Linked DNA regions of Homo sapiens: region 2 is linked to region 1. A link is a loop called in an ENCODE intact Hi-C map of the cell type or tissue named here. Cell type or tissue: heart left ventricle. All regions are shown on one strand. Links, peaks and the distances in the headings refer to the core of each region. The heading gives the core; the rest is flanking DNA. Region 1 overlaps C16orf92 (chromosome 16 open reading frame 92). Region 2 overlaps SEZ6L2 (seizure related 6 homolog like 2).

Region 1 (2,894 bases), core at 118-2,617:
CTCTCAGTGGTGAGTCCCGGGGAGCTGGGCGGGCGGGGTGCGGGTGGCCTGCTCCTTGGTCCTGCTGGTGCTGGCAGGAGCCTGGGAAGCCCCGGGTCTGCGTACTGACAACCAAGCAGACCCAGCGTATTCCCAGGGAAAGCTGTGGACAGGCAGGGTTCACTGAGCACCAGCCCAGGGCACCAGGGTGTGGGGGCAGCCTGGCCCTGGGCTGGACGATGCCCGGCTGTGGCTCTTTGGATTTGTGGTTGCACGTCTCTGAGCCTCAGTTTCCTCACCTGTTACATAAGGGACACAGTCTTTCTGCAGGACCGTGAGAGGGATGCAGCCAAGTCATGCACCTGCTCCTGCACCCAGGTGTTCTTTCTCTTTTTTTTCTTTCCAAGACGGAGTCTCTCTCTGTCACTCAGGCTGGAGTGCAGTGGTGTGATCTCGGCTCACTGAAACCTCCGCCTCCTGAGTTCAAGTGATTCTCCCATCTCAGCCTCCCCAGTAGCTGGGATTACAGGTGCCCACCAACACGCCTGGCTAATTTTTTTGGTATTTTTAGTACAGACGGGGTTTCACCATGTTGGCCAGGCTGGTCTCAAACTCCTGACCTCGTGATCCACCTGCCTCAGCCTCCCAAAGTGCTGGGATTACCGGCGTGAGCCACTGCACCCAGCCCTGCACCCAGGTGTTCTGATGTTCAGAGTCAAGCATCTCCCAAAGTGACAGAGGGGAAAGAGGAAGGGCGGGGGCTGCCCAAGAACCCAGGGAGAGCCCCAGCTCCTCACCTTCCTGCCTCTGTGCCCAGGTGTGGCGACAGGGTAAGGGAGACTTCTTTCTGGGTTGCATGTTGATGGCAGAGGTCAGCACGCCCTTCGTCTGCCTTGGCAAGATCCTCATCCAGGTGAGTGAGCATGGGAGGGTGCAGGAGCCCAATGGGGAGGTCACAGGAAGGGGAGGGACCTTCAAGGTTGCTGCCAAGGGCTCTAGCCCCTTCGTCATCCCCCCCTCACCCCGTGCATTTTGAGCACCTGGTGCTTGTGTCCTGGCAAAGTGTCTGGTTTGGGAGGAGCTGCCTGCTAGGGTCGCAGGGAGGCAGGGAGAGGGCCAAGGGGGGCCGAGCCCTTCTGCTGCCGTGGCCACTGTGTCTGTGTCTCCTCAGTACAAGCAGCAGCACACACTGCTGCACAAGGTGAACGGGGCCCTGATGCTGCTCAGCTTCCTCTGCTGCCGGGTGCTGCTCTTTCCCTACCTGTACTGGGCCTACGGGCGCCATGCCGGCCTGCCCCTGCTGGCCGTGCCCCTGGCCATCCCTGCCCACGTCAACCTGGGCGCTGCGCTGCTCCTGGCCCCTCAGCTCTACTGGTTCTTCCTCATCTGCCGTGGGGCCTGCCGCCTCTTCTGGCCCCGCTCCCGGCCGCCCCCGGCCTGCCAGGCCCAGGACTGAGGCCGGGGGCCGGGACCCTCCCCCTCCCCACCCCCACCCCCGTGGAGACAGGGCTCTGGGGCTGATGGCTGGGGTTGGGAGCCAGGGTCCTCTTGCCCGGACAACCCCAGGACTGACGATGACCCCGAAAGGGAAGAGGCCCCATCTCTCGGGGACTGAGGGGGTGGAGAGAGGGGACCTCTTCCCCCTACTCTGCCCCCTTCCTGCACACCCTTGCGCTGGAGGAGGGGAGGGGGCACCGCCTCCCACCCACTGAGGGCAGGAGGGCTTGTGGGGAGGGACACCAACAGGGTTTCAAGGGGACCAGGAGTCAGAATGTGGGGAGACGCCTCTGCCAAGGCCATCCCAGCCCCTATGCTGCCATCCCCCAGGGCTCCCCATCACCCGAGAGGAGAGGACGCCCCAACTAACCCCCGCTGGCCCTCGGGCCTCCCGAGTGGCCGGCTGCAACCACGGCTCCTCTCCAGGGTAGGCCAGCTTGAGGAATCTTATTTATTTTATTTATTTACCCAAATTTGAACTAGTCTGTTGGGTTGGGGGAAGGAGGTGGCTGCTACCCCCAAGCCTTCCCAGTGCTGACAACCCCGGGGGCAGGCGAGGGCGCCCAGTCCCTCACCATCGGCTGCACATCGCGCCCTCGGGCCCTGCCATGTCCCTGGTGCTACTGACCTCTCAAGGCTTCCTCCAATCTGGGGTCGGGGGACCCTGGGAGGTGCTTTACAGACCGCTAATAAAAGACGATCTGCGTGAACGCCACCAAGGCCCTTGCCACCAAGTTCTTTGGGGCTGGGAAGGGAGGAGGTGGGGGGCTTGGGCCATGGGAAACAGAGGGGACAGGATCCCCAGCTGCTCGCTGGGCAGTCAGGGAGGAGGAAAGCAGGGAACTTTTGCTCATCAACAGGAGAGGAGGTGGGTGTGGGTGCTCAGGTTGAGTCCAGAGCCCTTGTCCGGCTCTTTAGGCCCCTTTCTGGAAGTTTCTGTGGGGCATGGAGATCAGAGGGGAGAGGTCACAGCCTGCCCCGCTAGAACTGGGGTCTTCAGCCGCTCCCAAGGAAGGTGGTGGTGGGTGGGGTTGGAGAAAGGGGGCAGGCCTTACATGTGGGTGCAGAACTGGAAAAGGAGAAAGAAGAACGCCACCACCAGCAAGCCCACCAGGATGTGATGGAAGAGCCCGGGGCTGGAACCTGCTAGACAAACAGGACCCTTAACTCCCCTCTGATGGCCCAATGAAGGGTCTGGGGCTGCTCTCCTCCAGACCCTGGCGGGGAGGGAGGTCCCTTCTCAAGCTGGTTCATACCTGAGTTAATGAACACGATGGGTTTCTCTCCAATAAACTGGGCCACAGCCAGCAGCCTGGCTTGGTCTGAGTCCGGATAATCGAAGAAGTCAGGTCTGTCTAAGAAGCGCGGAGACTCTGTCCCCAGGGCTGACGCCGTGGCACGCTTGGGTCTGGGTGCTA
Region 2 (2,894 bases), core at 292-2,791, 150 kb after region 1:
TACGTTGAATTTTGAAAAAAATTAAGCCTGTCATTCTGGCCTGAAAATAGATGCACTGCATTTTAAGTTTTTCCAATTCATGCTCTCTTCCTTCTGAGGAATTGGTGGGAAGTGCGTGTGTGTGCAGAGGTGTTCAGAGGAAACAGCCTGAGGCTCAGGCCTCTCCCAGCCCTAAGCTTCTGGGAGATTTTCTTTTATTTTTTTTAGACTGGGTCTCACTCTGTCACCCAGGCTGGAGTGCAGTAGCGTGGTCACCATTCACTGCAGCCTCGACCTGCTGGGTTCGAGCGATCATCCCGCCTCCAACTCCTGAGTAGCTGGAACCACAGGAGTGCGCCACCACTCCTGGCTAATTTTTCAATTTTTTGTAGAGATGGGGTCTCTCTGTGTTGCCCAGGCTGATCTTTGAAGGCCCTCGCTCCCCCTGACCTTGTTCTTCTGCCACCAGTCATGACTTGTGCTGACCCTGGCGAGATTGCCAACGGGCACCGCACCGCCTCGGACGCCGGCTTCCCCGTTGGCTCCCACGTCCAGTACCGCTGCCTGCCAGGGTACAGCCTCGAGGGGGCAGCCATGCTCACCTGCTACAGCCGGGACACAGGCACACCCAAGTGGAGCGATAGGGTCCCCAAATGCGCCTGTGAGTCTGGGGCACACCCTGGGAGGGTGGCTGGGTAGCCCTGGGAGAGCCCGTCTGCCCCGTGCACAGTAGTGCAGCTGGCACGTGACTGGCATGCTCCCCGCAGTGAAGTACGAGCCGTGCCTGAACCCGGGGGTTCCCGAGAATGGCTACCAGACGCTGTACAAGCACCACTACCAGGCGGGCGAGTCTCTGCGCTTCTTCTGCTATGAGGGCTTTGAGCTTATCGGCGAGGTCACCATCACCTGTGTGCCCGGCCACCCCTCCCAGTGGACCAGCCAGCCCCCACTCTGCAAAGGTGCCTGGCCAGACAGGGCAGGAGGGGCACACCAGTGTCCGGGAAGTGACAGGGCTGGGAGAGTCAGGTAGCACATTTGAGACCAATGGGCGACCCCACAGAGCTCCCGGTTCTCCTCCTGTGGCCTCGTGTCCTCACGGGTGTGTCCAGAAGCCCTGGGTCGTGTGAGGTCATGGGATTGGCTCAGGGGTGTAGTAGAGGGGGCCTTGGCTTGGAAGTCCCTTGCTCTGAATAGGCCTCAGTTTCCCTATCGCTGACAAGTTCTAGTTTGGCTCAGACTGTCCAGGAACCCTGACTTTTTAGGGGTCTGGAGAAAGAGGACAAAGGCCCTGTGCTGGTCACTCCTCTCTCTTCCCCACAAAGGGAGAAAGTTGAGGTTGAGCAGAGGGCAGAGAGAACCAGGCTGTCCAGCCCAGCCCCACCGGGCTCCCGGCCCCTCCCAGCCTCCTCCCCTCCCTGGCTCAGACCCCATCCCCTCCCCCTCCTCTCCCTGCAGTTGCCTATGAGGAGCTCCTGGACAACCGAAAACTGGAAGGTCAGTGAGAGCACAGGTGGAGACCCAGGCTGGCCAGGTTGGGAGGGCAAGGCAGAGGCTGGGGCAGGAGGCCAGGCCTTGGAGGGATGAAGCCCAGGGTTTGAGGCCCAGGGCAGGAGGCTGGGAGAGCCCAGGACCGGGCCCAGCCACAGCTCACCGGCCTCTCCTCCTCCTGTAGTGACCCAGACCACAGATCCATCACGGCAGCTGGAAGGGGGGAACCTGGCCCTGGCCATCCTGCTGCCTCTAGGCTTGGTCATTGTCCTCGGCAGTGGCGTTTACATCTACTACACCAAGTAAGTAGCCTGCTTGGGGACTGCCGGCCAGGGCAGACGTCTTGCGAGCCTGGCACTGGAGCCTGGGTCAGGGGAGCTCAGGGGCTTACCTGTTGATAAGCTCCTCTGTCCTCTCCCTTTCCCAGGCTTCAGGGAAAGTCCCTTTTCGGCTTCTCGGGCTCCCACTCCTACAGCCCCATCACCGTGGAGTCGGACTTCAGCAACCCGCTGTATGAAGCTGGGGTAAGCACCTTGCCTGCCCCTGAAGAGCCACCACTTGGCTCTCCCAGGACTCCATAACCTTCTCGCAAGGTCTCTGGAATCTCTGTCTTGGGAATTTCAAACTCAGCTGCCCCCAGAGGCCATGTCAATGAGCATAGCAAGCCATGTGTATACAATAGGGAGTGGTGAGGACTGTGGCTAAGTGGAGGACTTGTGCCCCATCTCAAGAATACGGCTCTACCCCATAGTCGAAACTGAGGCACAATTGGCAGATCTTCCAATTATTCAAGACAAGCCAGAAATTCAGATTTTTGTGTCATTTTACGACACCGTAGGATGAACCAAACACATTCACTGGCCCCCCAGCCCCTAGAGGTCAATGTTACTTTAAAACCCAGGATCGTTGCCCCTCCTCCCATTCGGCTGCCTCTTCCACCCCTATCAGACTCCAACAACTGACCTGATCTCTCTGTCTTCAGGATACGCGGGAGTATGAAGTTTCCATCTGAACCCCAAGACTACAGCTGCAGGACCCAGGACGCCCCTCCCCTCCTCATTCGGGCAGAGGGAAATACGGGACCCGGTCTCTGCCTCCTGGCTGCCCTCCTCCCTGGCTGTGTAAATAGTCTCCCTATCCCACGAGGGGGCTTTGATGGCCCTGGAGATCCTACAGTAAATAAACCAGCATCCTGCCGCCCAAAGCCGCCTCTTCTCAGTTGCCAAACGAGGGGCCTGCCCCCCGCCCTACCGGCTTTTGGATTCTGGGAGGGGAACTCTGCCTCCCTGCAAATCTTGCAGCCCCTCCTGCCCAGGGCACCCCTCAAGGACTGCCCCCGATAGCTCTACTGTTCCCTTGGCCACGAAGGTGCCCCCCTCCCAGATGCCCTGGCCCTAGGCCTGACTCCGGCCAGGAGGGTCAGAAGA

The links. A loop is a pair of places that touch in the nucleus more often than their neighbours do. Peaks named below come from ENCODE experiments on the same cell type or tissue, not always from the same donor. Only the 100,000 strongest peaks of a DNase experiment are listed, where the experiment ranks them.
Region 2: it touches region 1 in a loop (2.5-fold over the local background); 23 of 110 quality-filtered maps call a loop at or near these places.

What each region holds. Positions count from the first base shown.
Region 1 is chr16:30,023,724-30,026,617 of GRCh38, reverse strand. It overlaps C16orf92 (chromosome 16 open reading frame 92), which reads right to left. Exons shown (of 4, transcript NM_001109659.2): 2 at 2,733-2,891; 3 at 2,532-2,619; 4 at 1,914-2,412. The coding sequence ends at 2,391. TLCD3B (TLC domain containing 3B) reads left to right here. Exons shown (of 5, transcript NM_031478.6): 3 at 1-9; 4 at 797-892; 5 at 1,151-2,191. The coding sequence ends at 1,435. Among named protein-coding and RNA genes, the nearest start is that of C16orf92, 2.0 kb to the right of the region's middle. In heart left ventricle, for the core only: no CTCF peak of the experiment used is centred there; a DNase peak (open chromatin) is centred at 1,597; H3K27me3 peaks cover 1,246 bases.
Region 2 is chr16:29,871,284-29,874,177 of GRCh38, reverse strand. SEZ6L2 (seizure related 6 homolog like 2) reads left to right here. Exons shown (of 18, transcript NM_001243332.2): 13 at 449-640; 14 at 747-938; 15 at 1,435-1,473; 16 at 1,652-1,769; 17 at 1,895-1,991; 18 at 2,450-2,894. The coding sequence ends at 2,479. Among named protein-coding and RNA genes, the nearest start is that of CDIPT, 9.5 kb to the right of the region's middle. In heart left ventricle, for the core only: no CTCF peak of the experiment used is centred there; no DNase peak of the experiment used is centred there.